Linked DNA regions of Homo sapiens: region 1 is linked to region 2. A link is a loop called in an ENCODE intact Hi-C map of the cell type or tissue named here. Cell type or tissue: psoas muscle. All regions are shown on one strand. Each heading gives the region's core, and the rest is flanking DNA. Links, peaks and the distances in the headings are about the cores only.

The links. Peaks named below come from ENCODE experiments on the same cell type or tissue, not always from the same donor. Only the 100,000 strongest peaks of a DNase experiment are listed, where the experiment ranks them.
Region 1: a loop joins it to region 2, with 1.8 times the contacts of the local background. A loop is called at or near these places in 11 of 110 quality-filtered maps.

The regions. Positions count from the first base shown.
Region 1 is chr3:129,103,067-129,111,910 of GRCh38, reverse strand. All of the region lies in intron 1 of RAB43 (RAB43, member RAS oncogene family), which reads left to right. All of the region lies in intron 11 of ISY1-RAB43 (ISY1-RAB43 readthrough), which reads left to right. Among named protein-coding and RNA genes, the nearest start is that of RAB43, 14 kb to the left of the region's middle. In psoas muscle, for the core only: no CTCF peak of the experiment used is centred there; a DNase peak (open chromatin) is centred at 5,417.
Region 2 is chr3:129,049,064-129,057,891 of GRCh38, reverse strand. It overlaps a transcript of GP9 not described here. Among named protein-coding and RNA genes, the nearest start is that of GP9, 7.3 kb to the left of the region's middle. RefSeq lists an enhancer at 4,068-4,117. In psoas muscle, for the core only: a CTCF peak has its summit at 4,361; DNase peaks (open chromatin) are centred at 4,041, 4,242, 4,993 and 5,691.

The DNA.
Region 1 (8,844 bases), core at 447-8,446, 54 kb before region 2:
CAAAAAAATGGATCTTAGTGTCAGAGTAAACTTCAGTTTGCTAGTTAGGAATTGTTAATATCTGTCATGTTTATATATTTTTTTCAATATTCCCAATAAGAATAGGACTCTCATGTTTATATAGAACAGAATCAATTTTATGAAATACATGAAAATTCTATGAAATATGTAGAAAAATCTCTTAGAAAAAAATCAGTTTTATTATTGAAATCTCAAGGCCAATACTTCAGTGTAAACTCTGACGCTACAGTTTTCTTTGGGTTTCTTTCCCAGAATAAGCCCTCAACATGTGTTGGCTGCATGAGTGGGAGAGTGAGGAGCAGGATCAACATCTGATGGGAGGGTGCTGCTGGATCCCATGGCTGGCAGCACAGGTCTCTTTTTTTTTTTTTTTTTTTTTTGAGACAGAGTCTCTATCACCCAGGCGGAGTGCAGTGGTGCCATCTCAGCTCATTGCAACTTCGGCCTCCCAGGTTCAAGTGATTCTTCTGCCTCAGCCTCCTGAGTAGCTGGGACCACAGGTGCACACCACTACGCCCGGCTAATTTTTATATTTTTAGTAGAGATGAGGTTTCACCATGTTGGCCAGGCTGGTCTCAAACTCCTGACCTTAAGCGATCTGCCCACCTCGGCCTCCCAAAGTGTTGGGATTACAGGCATGAGCCACTGCGCCCAGCCATGGACTCTTGAAGCTCTACTAGAAGCTCTACTAGAAGAGTTCAGGAAAGGGCTGGAGGGCACCCTCCACATTTTAACAGAACACACGGAGGGAGAAATGCATGTGAAGTGAAAAAAGGAGACCACCTAGGAATTCGAGGAGTCCCCTACCCTTGGGAAGGCGCATGGTGATGGGTGGAAGGTGAGGTGTGACCAGATAGGCTTGGGGCCAGTTTGCTGTGCATTTGTGGTACAAGTGCATACATCAACAGATTGATATTTTGCTTTCCCTGAATTATCTTACCTTACTATCCTGTCTAAAGTAGCACTCTCCCAAGTTCCTTAAAAAAAAAAAAAATCTTTATGGAGATATAATCCACATATGATAAAAATTCCCCCACTTAAAGTGCGTGATTCAGTGTTTTTTTTGTTTTTTGTTTTTTGTTTTTTAATATACTCAAAGAGTTGTGCAGTCATCACCACAGTTGATTTTAGGATATTTTCATCACCGCAAAAGAAACCTCATCACCATAAGCAGCCACTCTCACTTCTCAATCCCCACCAACCCCTGGCATTTTTAATAGAGACGGGGTTTCACCATGTTAGTCAGGATCGTCTTGATCTTCTGACCTCGTGATCCGCCCGCCTCAGCCTCCCAAAGTGCTGGGATTACAGGCGTGAGCCACCGCGCCCAGCCACAGAATGTTTTCAACATTATGCCCTTACTTGCCTTGTTTTGTTTTTTTGTCCTAGTACTTTGCATTGCCCCAAGTCATACTTCACTTGTTTGTTACTGTTTGCTTCCTTCCACCCTCAGGCACTCAGCGCTGCTGGGCATGGACTTTGTCTTAGGTATCAAAGCACTTGGCACAGTGTACTTTACCTTTTGGTTATTGAATGAATGAAGGCAGGCAAGAAGGAAGCATACTCTTTCCCCATTTATCCAGCTACCTCTTGGCTTGCTTTTGTTGAATTGATCAGTTCTCTTCCACGTTGCCTTCTAGTAAGTTGGAAATATAGTGCTGTTTCTATTGATTTTATTAAGTTTTAAATTCATGTTTAAATTTATCTACCAGGATCTGTTTTTTTCACCTAAAGAAGACAAGAACCACCATAATCCCAACACTTTGGGAGGCAGAAGCGGGCGGATTGCTACAGCCCAGGAATTTGAGATTAGCCTGGGCAACATGGGGAGAACCTGTCTCTGCAAAAAATAAAAAAATTAGCCAGGTATGGTGTTGCTTGTCTGTAGTCCCAGCTACTCAGGAGACTGAGGTGGGAGGATCACTTGAGCCCAGGAGGTCGAGGCTGCAGTGAGCCAGGATCGCACCACTGCACTCCAGCCTAAGTGACAGAGTGAGAGCCTGTCTCACAAAAAAAAAGGAAAAGACAAAACCAAGCACACTTTTACTTTCTCCTCATTGCCCATTCCAAAATTTTTTTTACATTATGTACCAAGTTACTTAGACTTAATTCTAACTTTTAATATTATTATTATTATTATTATTATTTTAGATGGAGTCTCTCACTGTCGCCTGGGCTGGAGTGCAGTGGTGCGATCTCGGCTCACTGCAACCTCCACCTCCCAGGTTCAAGCACTTTTCCTTGCCTCAGCCTCCCAAGGAGCTGGGATTACAGGCGCCCGCCACCATGCCTGGCTAATTTTTTTTTGTATTTTTAGTAGAGACGGGGTTTCACTCTGTTGGCCAGGCTGGTCTTGAACTCCTGACTTCAGGTGGTCCACCTGCCTCAGCCTCCCAAAGTGTTGGGATTACAGGCATGAGCTACTACATCCGGCAACACCTCCTTTTTTTTTAAATGACATTGATTTTTTTTTTTTTTTTGAGACGGAGTCTCGCTCTGTCGCCCAGGCTGGAGTGTAGTGGCGCAACCTCGGCTCACTGCAAGCTCCGCCTGCCAGGTTCACGCCATTCTCCTGCCTCAGCCTCCCGAGTAGCTGGAAGTACAGGCACCCGCCACCACGCCCGGCTAATTTTTTGTATTTTTAGTAGAGATGGGGTTTCACCATGTTAGCCAGGATGGTCTCGATCTCCTGACCTCGTGATCCGCCCGCCTTGGCCTCCCAAAGTGTTGGGATTACAGGTGTGAGCCACCGCACCCAGCCAAATGACACTGATTTTTTAAATTAATTTACAGATCAGTACAAGCCATGATTTTTTTTTTTTTTTGTAGGAGTCACCTTGTAGTTTTTTCTCATGGTTTCCTTATGTTGTCTTTTCACTTGTTTCTTTATTCCTTGTATTTCCTGTAAGCTAGAAATGTGGGGACTCGATGAGCCTAAAGTTAAACCATTCTGGCAAGAATGCGTCCTAGGGGATGTTGTGGGCTTCATCCTGCAGCACAGGAGGCAGCCCCCGGTGCCACGTTCCATACTAGTAATGGGGCCTGTTTGATCACCTGGTTAGGGTGGTGTTTACCAGCTTTCTCCATTTCTGTTGATTTCTAAAGATTTCTCTTTGTTCTTTGGACTTATTTCTTGATCGCTTAAGAGCCACGGCCTTCCATTTGGAGCACCAGACCAGTTGAAATAGGGCTAAAAGGGAAGAACCCTTGGAACCTGGAAGGTGGTACTCTGTCGAGCTTAGTTATGGTTGTTGGCTGAGAATTACCCATCTGACACCCTGTATGTAAATTACATAGCATGGCAACTTGTGCATGGTTTATTTGTTCATTGATTCCTTAGGTACCTGCTCTCTCCCAGGCACTGTTCTAGGTACCAGAGAGAGAAAGGTAAGTAAGAGGCAGTCTCTGGGGACTCACCTCTGGTGGAGAAAATATATGTAGACAGGTAATTAGCATGCAATGCTATTAATGCTGTGGCTGTGGTAACTGAGGCTTCTGAACCAAGAGTTGGACTGCATGGCCTGACAAGTACTCATCTTTCACCTCCACACATTGTGGCAACAGCCAGCCAAACATGGACAGTCAGGGCTGTTCCTGGAAGGCAGGGCCATGTGGCTGCCGTGGCTGTCCTAGGGAGGTGTGCTGAGTTCTGTGGAGCTTGGTGGGGGGCTTTAATCCACACTCCTCAGGGCCACAGAGGCGTGAAGGGGAGGGAGGCCCTGGAAGATTCATGAGAGATTCCTAGGGAAGTGAGATGGGCAGGGCTTTGAACGCCATGGCTGCCTCTGTGCAGAGCTGTGGCCCTGGGAGGGAGGAGTGTGATGTTTGTCTAAGCTGCATGCAGCTGGAGAATGGGGGCAGATGAGAGCATGGCAAATACGAGGGCCAGCCTGGTGGCACTGGCAGGCTGTGGGCCTGGGGGCCATAGGCAGCGAAACAGCCAGCTGTGCCTGGGAGCCCGGGGAGGAGGGTTTGCTCTAGAGAGTTGAAGAGGTGACCGAGTGGCTTGGAGGGTGAGGGTGAGGGACTCGTGAGGCCAGTCTGGGCCATCGTTGATGACCAAAGTAGCAGGGAACTGGAGGGATGGTTTGAGGGTTGGGGTTGTTCAGTGTGGGCCATAGGACATCTGAATCCCTTGTGCCTGGGCCCTTGCAGCGGAGGAATTTGGGGAAAAGAGGTGTGGGGTTTACGGGAATTCTTGTGGAGGCTGTGAGGGCTCCAAGAGGCTGTCTACCAGGGACACTGGCACTTGCAGCCCTGACTCTGAGGATGCTGTCAATGTTTGCTGAAAACCCTTCCTGATGGGCCCCCCAGCTGAGCGGTGCCCACCGCGAGCTCCTGCACGCTGCCTTGGTTTCCTCATTACCCCAAATGTTTCCCTGGTGCTGAAAGGAGCCTGCAAGCAAGCAAGGTGTTTGGGTGGCAGCAGGCTGGTCGTGGATGCCCTTAGCTTCCTGCGAGGAAGAGGAATACCCGGAAGAGGTGGCACTTGGCAAGCAGATGAGGCAGGACTTGTTGGCCAGAGGCCAGGGTCGTTTCCCACAGTGCACCTTTTTCTCATCCAAGCTGTTCAGGAACGGGTTTGATTCCTGCAGGAGGTGCCAGTGGCAGTGAGATTTCTTGGAAGCAGTTTCTATGTGCTTGCGGAGGAGCCGCGTCCATGGTAAAGGACACCAGGCTTCGGAGTCAGACAGACCTCTGCTGATGCTTCATTCCTGTGACCCCTCAGACATAAGGAGTAATGAGACCCACCTTCTAGGGTTGTCACGGGATGAAGTGGCCTGACACACAGGGAGCACTGACAGACAGTGCCAGGTGCCCACAGAACTCTGCCTTCCTGGCTTTCATGGCCTCTGGCCCCTTGCTTTCACCAGGCCTGCAAAACGTCGTGGGTTACTGTGCTTCCTGGGTGACTGGGGAGGAAACTTGAACTGCGAGAAGCTGACAGGGCCATCCCTCATCACGTGCTGGTGGAGTACAGGAACAGGAACGCACATCCTGGATTTTTCTTCACTCTGCATCGCCACCAAGCCTCCCAAGGAGAGCTGCATTGTAACAAGGGACAAAGAAAGCCATTTCTCATGCTGGGCCTTCAGGCACTCATTTTTAAGAGGTGGGAGGAATTTTGGGCATGAGAGTCTGTCCTGGTCCTCTACTCCCCTATTGCAGAGGAGAATTTGTGCCCCCGACACCAGACTGCATGCATTGCAGTCTGCTCTGCCTGCCGCCAGCCTGTGTCGCTGGTCCAGCCTGGTCTTACCTTTCTTGTCCTTGCTTTGGTCTCTCTCCACCTGTCTGGCCAGATGGTGGCAGGCTGTGTCCTTAGCTGGTTAATATGCTAGAGGTTTTGCTGTCTTACCATGGTGCTTCACAGTGCTTCACTCCCTGGCCTGTGGCCTGCTTGTGAGCCCAGGGCCAAACCTTTCCCTGGAGGACCACAGCATGGTGGGAGGAGGGACAGCGGCAGTCAGGAGCTCGCATGGCCCACAAACTCCACCTCCTGGTTTGACTTACCACATCCCAAGACACAATGAAAAATAGCTCAGGAACTTGTATTTGGGTCAGTCTGACCAGTTTTCAGAGTTTGTCCTGAGAACTAACTTTTCCAAGGTCCCTCTCTAATATGAAGAAGCAAGGAACTTTCCACTGCCTGCTTCGTTACTCAGGAGAAAGTCTTGTCAAGTAAAACCTTCCTCTGTTTCCATTGGGAGGGACAGATGCTGGACACAGGTCCCAGAGCCGAACTTCAGTGGTGCTTTTAACCTAGTAAGCAGGATTGATTTCCCACTGGGGCACATCTGAACTCACTCAGTGGGAACGTGAACTAGGAATCCCTGGAAAGCAGCTTTCAGCCCTGCTGCACGGGCCTGACTACTGGGACCTGCCCACAGTGGACTGCTGATGTGTTGAGGCCCTTCTCTGTGCAGGCACTGTGCAAGTATTGATGGTGCCAAGAGGAATAAGACAGGGTCTTTCTCCTCAGGGAACCCATTCCTGATGGCAAGAGAGGGACATAGGAACCAGGAGCCAAGTGGTAGCCCGAGGTCAATTTCCACTACAAAGCCCGCTTTTTGTTTGTTTTTTAATGTTAACTTTTTTTTTTTTTTTTGAGATGGAGTTTCACTCTTGTTGCCCAGGCTAGAGTGCAATGGCATGGTCTCGGCTCACTGCAACCTCCACCTCCCAGGTTCAAGTGATTCTCCTGCCTCAGCCTCCTGAGTAGATGGGATTATAGGCATCCACCACCATGCACGGCTAATTTTTGTATTTTTAGTAGAAACAGCGTTTCACTATGTTGGCCAGGCTGGTCTCGAATCTTGACCTTAGGTGATTTGCCTGCCTTGGCCTCCCAAAGTGCTGGGATTACAGGCATGAGCCACTGCGCCTGGCCCTGTTTTTTTTGTTTTGTTTTGTTTTGTTGTTGTTGTTTGTTTTTTGAGATGAAGTTTCACTCTGTTGCCCAGGCTGGAGTGCAGTGGCACGATCTCGGCTCACTGCAACCTCCATCTCCCAGGTTCAAGCAGTTCTCGTGCTTCAGCCTCCTGAGTAACCAGGCTGACAGACATGTACCACCATGCCCAGCTAATTTTTGTATTTTTAGTAGAGACAAGGTTTCGTCACGTTGGCCAGGCTGGTCTTGAACTGCTGGCCTGAGGTAATCTGCCCACCTCAGCCTCCCACCCTGGCCTAAAGCCTGTTTTGTTTGGCCGGCAGAAGGGTGGTTGGCTGGTTTGTTACTATTGAACTTGTTTTAGATAGCATATCCTTTTCTGATAGCCAGCGGGTCCCACAAGTCCTGTCTCCTTACTGCCTTTTATGTCACTTGTCTGGCCCCAAAGCCCAATAGTGCGGGACATTTTGACTTAGATGGATAACCCATTCTGTGATGTGTGTTGTTGTAGGGGCAAGAGTAAAGAGCTATGGGAACATGAAGGAAAGAAGAGTTAATTCTGCTCAGGGTTGGACCACAGGCCCATGGTGTCAGGGAAAATGAGAGACTTTTGAACTGGGGTCCTGAAGGGTAGGTAGGAGTGCACCAAAAGGTTAAGATGAATGCAGTTTATCCCAGAAAAGATAACGGCGAGAACAGCACTGCCTTGTCATGAGTGTGGAGACTCAGAGCGTAGTATAAGCTGGGAGTTATGTTTAGAGATTAGAAGAGGAAAGAAGCCTTATCCCTCACCCAACATGTGCTTCCCGACTGAGGCAGCGATGGGCAGGACTGAGCCCTTCTGTCACCAAGGTGAAAGAAGGGCCTGAAGCCCAGGACTGAAACCCTTGCAGCCTTGAAATCCCCACCCCATATGAAACTTACCTGCCAACCCTTGCTGAGTGGGAGAGGAGGGGGAGTGCTGCTTTTCTGAGCATACACACTCTGGGAGCCCTTTTCCTCCCTAATTAGGCCTTACCCATACCCTCTGGGTCCAGTAGATGCTTCTGGACTTCACCTTTCCCCGAAAGTCAATTATAAGACAAGCCTGCTGGGAAAAGTTCAAATAGCTGGTGATATGCTAGGTGAGAGGGCTTGGAGCTCATTCACAGTTTACAGTCCCTGTTGGCTGGTCAGGTTAGTGGCTGGTCAGGTGAGTGTGCAGGAGGAGAGCTTGGGGGTGGGGGATAGAGAAAGTGCGGTTTCCGCTCTCAACTTGGCAGATGTTTTCAGCAGTTTAAGGTTGTTTATGTCCCCTGGGCAGTGAAAAACACCTTAGCCATAACAATGTACAGCTCGCTCAGCTGACAGTGTAAAAGGTTCACGGGGCAAAATGGTCCTCAGTACTCTCCTCCAGATTATGTTTCTGTCGGGCACCTTCTACATGCCAGGCACTGTGCTAGGTGCTATGCAGATTGCAGAAAACTAGCCTGATGCAGCCCGTGCCCTTGTGGAACTCATGAGGCAGAGAAAGTAAACCTTTAAAAAGTGTGTGTGCATGTGTGTGTGTGTGCATGTCAGGCAGTGACGTGCACTAAAGAAAAATAAATTGGGGTTGGGACAGGATGGGACTGCTCTTTTAAGAAAGGCCTCTTGGCCAGGTGCGGTGGCTCGTGCCTGTAATCCCAGCACTTTGGGAGGCCAAAGCGGGCAGATCACCTGAGGTCAGGAGTTCGAGACCAGCCTGACAAACATGGTGAAACCCTGTCTCTACTAAAAATAAAAGAATTAGCCGGGCGTGGTGGCACACACCTGTAATCCCAGCTACTTGGGAGGCTGAGGCAGGAGAATTGCTTTAAGCTGGGAGGCGGAGGTTGCAGCGAGCAGAGATCGTGCCACTGCACTCCAGCCTGAGTGACAGAGTGAGACTTCATCTAAAAAAAAAAAAAAGCATAGATGGGAATGAATGAGGAGGCCAGTCACATGGGCGTCTGGGAGAGCTTTTCAGGCAGGGAACACCAAGGACAAGGGCCTCGGTGCAGAGGCCTTGGAGTACTCCAGGAATGGCCAGCAGGCAGCTAGAGGCAGATCCTGGGGTTGCCACCTAAGGGTTGACGGCAGAGGAGTTACAAGATCCTAGCACTGTTTCAGAAGCTGCATTGTTCTGTGTGCAGAAAATGGACTGGGTGAATTGGAGGTGTGGAGACAGGCCTGAGGCCGTTTGTGTAGACCCTGGTAAGAGGCTGGAGTGGCGGTAGGGAGGTGGGGATAAGTGGGTAGGAGGAGGGCACAGCTAGGGCAGATGCAGTGGGGACTTGGAGCCCAAGTGTCCCTGCTGGTCCCAGCCTCTCCCAAGGCAGAGAGACAGCCAGCCTGGAGTCCAGGACTCTGCGTTGGGATGCCTTGGCCGAGTCCCAGCGCCCCTCAGAGCCTCCCTCTTTTCTCTATAATGT
Region 2 (8,828 bases), core at 1-8,000:
ATTGCACTCCAGGCTGAGCAACAAGAGCAAAACTCCGTCTCAAAAAAAAAAAAAAAAAAAAGAAGCAACCTATAATCCTGCCCTTTTGAAAAATCCTTCCTTAATTCCACCTCTTTCTCCAATTACCATCTGATTTTTCTGCTTCTCTCTTCCATAAAACTCCTCTGAAGAGTCACTTCTACTTGCTGTCCAACCCATCAGTAATTCCTGTCATTTCAGTCACCAGGATCTATTCAGAACTTAACCACTTCTCCCTGTGCTGCTACTGCTCTGGTCTTCGTTCGCCTTCTTGGCTTCCCATCGCAAATAAAAGAAAACCCGTGCCCCTGTGGTCAGGAAGCTACAGGCCCCCCTGTAGCTTGGCCCCTGCCTATTTCTTGACCCCATCACCCACTGTCTACTTTGCTCATCAATGTCCAGCCACACCAATTTTCTTCCTGTTGCTCAAACACTCCAGCACTTTCCTGCCTCAGGGCCTTTGCACTTGCTGTTCCCTCTGCCTGGAGTGCCCTTCCCCCAGAGCCCCACATGGCTTCCTCCTGATCATCATTCTCATCTCAATTCAGATGACCCCTCCTCAAAGGCCTCCCTTGCCAAGGCACAGCTCCATCCTTCTGTACCATAATATTCCATTTCATATCTTCCTTAGCATTGATCAGGATCTGAAATGATCTTATTTTTACATTTTTATGTGTTTATTAAATGTCTCCTCCCATTGATGTGAAACTCAAGAGGGCAGAGACTCTGTCCCATTAACTCTTCCCTCCCCAGCACCTCTGCCTGGCCCATGGGCATTATCTAATACATACTTGTCAGCCTTGCTGGCTGTCTCTTCTCTAGTGCTGGCCTTATCTGTGTCTTGCCAGGACTGCTGTCTCCTTGATGCTGGCCTCTGCCTCTACTATACAGGTTTAATCTCACTACACTCCTGCTCCATGTCTTTCATGGCTCCCTGCTGTCTTCAGGACACCCTCTGCCACCCTGTCCAGCCTCACCTCTCATCTCTTCCTGATCTGAAGCTTCGTGGTAGGCTAGCCATGTCCCTCACTCCCCACCCACATGCCAACTTCTGTCTGTGCTTTTGCCTCTGCACTGCCCTCTTTCTGGAGCCCTGTGGAATTTTGCCTGGCATGCTGCATCCTTTAAGATTCACCGGGGGCATAACTTCTTACGGGAAGCCCTCCTCGACGCACTCACCCAGCCGTTTGCTTATCTGTTTGCAAATGGGCCCAGCAGCTCCTTGGAGAACCTCAGCACCCACTAGGGAAGTGTTCGCAGATCTTGTGACTAAAAGTTGGTTGAGCCTCTCAGGCAATTTCAGGTGATACATGCCTATGACACAAATAACGAGAAACATGAGGGAGACAGCCACTCCTTTCTTGTCCCCTGAGCTGAAGGAAACAGCCTCTGTTTGGTAATCGTATTATGAGGCAAACTGCTTAGGTAAACTTACTTTGGAGGCTGGGATCTTTCAATATCCCCCAAGACAATTTTTCCTTCTCATGGGAAGCAGAGGGGATTAAGAGGCAGTGATTATTAGGTAGCATTTTTAGCCTGTGTGCAACCAACAGGAAATGGGTAACCCTGTCTGCCACTGTTGGACCCCCTTGGAACAGAGCCTCTGCTTGCTGGATCTTTGCAGATGCAGGTCTCCGTCACCCCGGCTGTTCTGAGCCAGCCTGTGGAGCAGCCTGCCTTGCTCTGAAACCTGGTTTTGCTACTTACTTGCTCTGTGACCTTGGGCAATAGTCTTAGCCTATCTCTGCCTCAGTTTCCTCATCTGCAGAATGGGGAAAATCAAAGACCCCACCTCCCAGACTGCTGTGAGGAAAGAGTGAGATAAGCCTGACAGGTGCTTTGCTGGGGGTCTGGCCACAGCAGGCACTGTGGAAGTCATCATGGGCAGGGGCCACTGGCACACTGTCAGGGAAGAAAGGGGGGCCTGACAGCCAGGCGTGATGGCTCACGCCTGTAATCCCAGCACTTTGGGAGGCCGAGGTGGGCGGATCACTTGAGGCCAGGAGTTCAAGACCAGCCTGGCCAACATGATGAAACTGTCTCTCTACTAAAAATACAAAATTTAGCTGGGCGTGGTGTCACGCGCCTGTAATCCCAGCTACTCGGGAGACTGAGGCAGGAGAATCGCTTGAACCTGGGAGGCGCAGGTTGCAGTGAGCCGAGATTGTACCATTGCACTCCAGCCTGGGCAACAGAGCAAGACTCTGTCTTAAAAAAAAAAAAAAGAAAGAAAGAAAGAAAAGAAAGGGGGCCCTCACACCCTTTGACGTACCTTCTCGTGTCTGAGGATTTTTGTCTCTTGTGATTAAAAGGATTAAACACAGTCTAGCTTGGCACAAAGATACCCCTCCCCAGCTGAAAGCCCTAACCATGGGACTTCGACCTGCCTCTCAGCCTTGCTGTCTGGCCCTTCAGCTCAGTGGCTGTATCTGGTCAGAAATGAATGATGATGCTTTATTTGCTATGAACTTATTGTGATGTTAGTTTGTGTGTATGACAGGTGAGACTGGTTTCTCAATTAAATTCGAGCATACAAACTTTCTTTCTTAAAATACATTTATATACATTTAAAAAGAGAACTGATTCTAAGAAAAATATTAAGTGTAAACTAAAAATAAAATTATAAGCCCCTGCCAAACTGAATGGACCCCTTTATGGCCAAGGGGACCCCAGAAAAACTTTAAAACTGAGCTTCCAGCCACGACAGGACAGGAGGTCAGAAGCCTCGTTATACCTCCTCCTTTTTGTGCTTCAGACACAACAACTGACCAGCATTACTGTTAAAATAGAGATAGACAAAATAGAGATAGTAAGACTGACATGACCGACTCTTTGTGGCAAATAAGACGCTAAATTATAAACAGAACCTAAGGCCATGCCAGGCAAGGGTTAAGTCAGTCACCCCACACTTAAAGAATGAACCTGTTCTCACTGCCACAAGGCTTTTCTTTTTCTCTAGCAGCTAAACAAACACTGGCCTTGAGATAAGCAATACTGAAACAATTTGCAGTTCCACCAGATGTGACTAACTGACCCCCAACTCCTGTTCCACCAGCCATAACTGCAAGAGACTGATTTCAATAACTTTCTCCAGATAAGAAGACCACTGACCATGGTCCACCCCAGCCTGTTTACAGAGGTTGCGCACAGAGTGCCTTTGTGTCCTGAAAAGCCTTTTGACATATAGGGCCTAACTGTAATATGTTTATATGTTCAGTCTCCACCCCAGAGCAAACATGGGTCATATATGAATTTGTTAGGAACACCTAAGTGTTTGTTCAATATGAATGTGTTAGGAACACCTTAATGACTACTCTTTTTTTTTGTTTTGAGACGGAGTCTTGTTCTGTTGCCAGGCTGGAGTGCAGTGACGTGATCTTGGCTCACTGCAACCTCTGCCTCCCGGGTTCAAGCGATTCTTCTGTTTCAGCCTCCCAAGTAGCTGGGACTACAGGCGCGTGCCACCACACCCAGCTAATTTTTGTATTTTTAGTAGATGGGGTTTCACCATGTTGGCCAGGTTGGTCTTGAACTCCTGACCTTGTGATCTGCCCACCTCTTCCTCCCAAAGTGCTGGGATTACAGGAGTGAGCCACTGCGCCCGGCCATGACTATTTTTTTCTTTGTTTTTGTGACAGGCTCTCTCACCCAGGCTGGAGTACAGTGACTCAATCTTGGCTCACTGCAGCCTCAACCTCCTGGGTTCAAGTGATCCTCCCACCTCAGCCTCCTAAGTAGCTGGGACCACTGGCACGTACCATTACCCCAGCTAATTTTGTATTTTTGGTAGAGATGGAATCTCACTATGTTGCTCAGACTGGTCTCTAGCTCCTGGGCTCAAACAATCCTCCTGCCTCAGCCTCCCAAAATGCTAGGATTACAGATAGGAGGCACAGTGCCTTTATGAATATTCATAGCTCCTCCTGTAGCCAGTTGAATATGTATGTTTAGCCAGACAGGTCAGCATAAAGCTCCTGCCCCAACCCCTCCTCTTTCAAAGTGCTCGGCCATTGGCACACTTCCCAGCCTGCAGATGGCCACCTTGTAGGCTGGCACCTTTTACAGGAAATAAAGGCTTCTCTTCTTCTAAATGTATACGTGTGTGTGTGTGTGTGTGTGTGTGTGTGTGTGTGTGTGTGTGTGTGTGTTTTAACACAGGTAATAGCACAGATGATGGGAAGATGTGGCAAATACCCACGGCAGGGGCCGTGAGGGGGCAGGGGTTCATTCGGAGAAGTTAAACTTGGACTCCCGGAGCTCATGCTTGGAGGCGCTTTGGAACCGTTTACCATTCATTTTTCCTCTCAGGGACAGCATTTGCCACCCAGTGGAAACAGTGTGAAATTACAGGACATTTTTTGCCGTGGGGAGAGCAAATTAAGGTCAATGGAATGATTTTCTTTTTTTTGCCAGAAGTTGAGAGAGAGGACATTAGTTAGAATTTCCCAGAAAACATTTTTAATGTGTTGCAGGCCATCTGAACAATCCCAAAGAAGCTCTTATAGAAAAAAGGCTAAAGGAGAGTGGAAGATGTGAAGTCTATGCATAAATGTTCGATTCTCCTATTTTTTGAAACCTTGTAGGATGACTGCCCCTCTCCGCCTCTCTATGCATCTAGGCCTGGCTTTGTGGGCATGGGGCTGGGGTAGCTGCAGGGGACTCCCTGCTCAGAAGGGCCCTGTGCCTGGGGTTGTAAGCTCTGTGGCTGCTGTCTTGAAATTCATAACAATTTTATCTTTAAATTTGTATTTTGTAAGGGAAGTCTGATGGGACTGTAGGCATGCATGGGGGACTTGGAGCCTGGGCCACAAGCGGTGCCCCTCCCAGCACCTCCTTGCCTTTTGACTATCTGGGCCCCTGCACCCTATCCCCTCACCCCCACCCCAGGGCCTGAAAAAGTATGCACTCCCCTGACCCCTGTATCTCTGCATCCACGAGTGCCCCTTCAGCTGGCTCCATGCCTGGGAACCCTTGTACTCCTTCCAACCTGCTAGTGATTATTGTCAGGGCTCCAATGGTTACTGGTAAACATACAAGCCTGCCACAGCGCTCCCTGTGACAGCTCAGTGGGTAGCGTGGAGGACTGCGAGAATCTGCCACAGACATATGTGCGTAGCCCCTATGCTCTGATGGAGCATGAGTCTCTGTTAGGAAATTTGTTATTACTGCTCCATGACAAACCATCCCCCAAAACTAGCAGCTTCAAACAATAGCATTTTTAATTTTAATTATTTATTTATTTTAAATTTTTTAGAGACATGGTCTCACTCTGTCACCCAGGTTGGAGTGCAGTGGTGAGATCCTAGCTCACTGCAGCCTGGAACCCTTGGGCTTAAGAGATCCTCCCACCTCAGCCTCCTAGGTAGCTGGGATCACAGGCATGCACTGCCACAGCCAGCTAATTTGTTGTTGTTATTGTTGTTGGAGATGGGGTCTCCGAAGGTTGAGCTGTTCTCAAACTCCTGAGCTCAAGTGATCTTTCTGCCTTAGCCTCTCAAAGCACTAGAATTACAGGTGTGAGCTACCATGCCCAGCTCAACAATGACATTTATTTACTTATTATCTCACTTGTTTCTGTGGGTCAAGAACTTGGGAGTGGCTTAGCTGGGTGGTTCTGGCTGTTGCAGTCAAGATCTCAGCCCAGTGAGACCAGCATCAGAGGACTTGGCCTGGGCTGGAGGAGACGCTTTTGAGATGTGAGTCGTGGCTGTTGGCAGGAGGCCTCAGTTCCTTGCTGGCCATTGACAGGAGACTTCGGTGACTCTCCGTGTGGCTCTCTGCACAGGGCAGCTATCTTTCCCCCAAGCAAGGGATCTGATGGAGAGCAAGGAGGGAGCTGCCAGGCCTCTTATGACCTGGTCTCAGAAGCTGCACCAGCAACTCTGCCACACTCTGTTTATTGGTGAGTCATAAAGTCTATCTAGCTCACTTTCAAAGGGAAAAGTGTTAATGAGCCTTTACGATTTTTTTTTAAGAGACAAGGTTTTGCTCTGTTGCCCACACTGGAGTGCAGTGGTGCAATCATGGCTCACTGTAATCTTGAACTCCTGGGCTCACATGTAGGCTTCCCATCTTGAAGGAGGAGACTTTGTGCATATATCTTAACAGGAAATTTTCAAATTCAAGTAACTGCAAGGCTTCTATCAGAAAATAAAGCTCTAACCTTTACGGAGAGGCATCAATCAAGGGATTAATTAGTTACTAGTAACTAGTAGTCCCTAGGACCCTCAAGTTACAGGAACCTTTTTTTTTTTTTTTTTTTGAGGCAGAGTCTCACTCTGTCACCCAGGCTGGAGTGCAGTGGTGGGATTTTCGCTTACTGCAGCCTCTGTGTTCTGGGTTCAAGTGATTCTCATGCCTCAGCGTCTCAGCCAGCTGGGACTACAGGTGTGCACCATCACACCCAGCTAATTTTTGTAGTTTTAGTAGAGACAGGGTTTCGACATATTGGCCAGGCTGGTCTCGAACTCCTGGCCTCAAGTGATCTGTCTACCTTGGCCTCCTGAAGTGCTGGGATTATAGGCGTGAGCCACCGCTCCCAGCCAGGAACCTTTTAGGTCAGAGTCGTGGCTATTTCTTGGACCCAAATATCAGGGGAGGTTCTTTTTTTGGTGAAGCTTTCTCAGGAATTGTTGGCTTACTCTGTTTCTGGCCAAAGGAGACCCCATGTTTCCCATGGTTGCAGCTCCCTGGGTGCCACCGTTTTGCTCCCTCGAGACATCGTCTCAGACTTCAGCTCAGTGGACAAAGGCATACCTCCATCTTTCTATGAAATTGCACCCTCTTACCCCCTCTCTTTCCGTGGCCTCAGGGCTTGGCACTCAGTACAGGCCCTGCCTGCTGATCTTGGTGCAGCCTTGTCGAGTGGTTTCGAGTGTGGGCTTGGGTGACCCGGGCTGAGCTCTGAGTCCTGGCTCTGCTATTGTGCTGTGTGGCTGTGAGCACGAGTCCTCATCAGTGTCCCCAGCAGTAAAACGTGGATGTGGGAGAAGCCCCATGCCTGGTCTCTGTGAATCACAAATGTTGACGCTGCCTTTGGTCTCCTCATCTGGGTTTTCCTCCAGGGAAGCCCCCTGGTCCTCTGAGGCCCTCATGAACTCTGAGGCTCATGCTGAGCTGACAGCAGCAGGCCGGCTGTGGGCCAGGGCAGGGCATCAGGCAGGTGCTTAGGTCACACCCAACACCAAGGTGCTGAAATTACAGAAGTCTCAGCCTCTCCCCACTGGGCAAAAGGGAAGGCCATCCAGGCTGCAAACCAGTGACGTTCAGAGGGTCCAGGATGCCCCAACACTAGGCTGACTCTGTGCAGAGATAGCTAAGAGGCTGCCTCTATCCATTCTCTAGTTCTTTCTTTTTTTCTTTTTAAATAGGCTTTATTTTGGGTTCACAGCAAAAATTGAGTGGAAAGTCAGTTCCTATACACGCCCTGCCCCCCAACATGCACAGCCTTCCATATCAGTAACATCCCCAGTAGAGTGGGGCATATGTTATTACTGATGAAACTACAAGGACATGCCATTATTGCCCAATGTCCGTAGTTTCTGAGGGCCCACTCTTGGAGTCAGACATTCTATGGGTCGAGACAAATGTCTAATGACACATATCTACCATTATGGTATCATACAGAATAGTGTTGTTGCCCTGAAAAATCTTCTGGGCCCCCTTGTTCATCCTTCCCCATCTCCTAATCCCTGGCAACCACTGATCCTTTTACTGTCTCCATAGTTTTGCCTTTTCCAGAATGTCATACAGTTAGGATCATATAATATTTAGCCTTTAAAGATTAAATTCTTTCACTTAGTAATATGCATTTAAGGTTCCTACATGTCTTTTCATGGCTTGGTAGCTCATTTCTTTTTTTTTTTTTTTGAGATGGAGTTTTGCTCTGTCGCCCAGGCTGGTGTGAAGTGATGTGATCTTGGCTCACTGCAACCTCCACCTGCCCCTCCCCCTGCCCTGCTCTGAGTTCAAGCGATTCTCCTGCCTCAGCCTCCCGAGTAGCTGGGATTATAGGTCCCCACCACCATGCCTGGCTAATTTTTGTATTTTTAGTAGAGACGGGGTTTCACCATGTTGGCGAGGCTGGTCTCGAACTCCTGACCTCAGGTCATCCACTCGCCTCAGCCTCCCAAAGTGCTGAGATTATAGGCGTGAGCCACTGTGCCTGGCCTTGGGTTAATTTTTCCTAAGAGTGTAAGGTCTATATCTAAATTTTTTTTTCCATTTGGATGTCCAGTTGTTCTAGCATCATTCGTTGAAAATAATTTTTCTCCATTATATTTCCTTTGTTCCTTTGTAAAAACATCAGTTGACTATGGGTATACTTCTGGGCTCTCTATTCTGTTCCATTGATCTATTTGTCTGTTCTTTTACCAATACCACACTGTCTTGATTACTGTAGATTTAGCATAAGCTTTGAGGTTGGGTCATGTCAGTCCTCCAACTTTGTTCTCCTCCTTAAATATTGTGTTGGCTATTTTGGGTCTTTTGCTTCTCCATATAAACTTTAGAATCAGTTTGTTAATATCCACAAAGTAACTTGCTGGAATTTCGATCAGGATAGCATTTGGTCTGTAGATCAAGCTGGGAAGAACTGAGATCTTGACAATATTGAGTCTTCTTGCTCTTAAACACGGAATCTCTCTCCATCTATTTCGTTCTTTGATTTCTTTCATAACAGTTTTGTAGCTTTCCTCACATAGAGCTTATACATATATTTTAAAATATTTATACTTAAGTATTTTGTATTTGGGGGTGTTAATGTAAATGGTATTGTATTTTGAATTTCAAATTCCACTTGTTCATTGTTG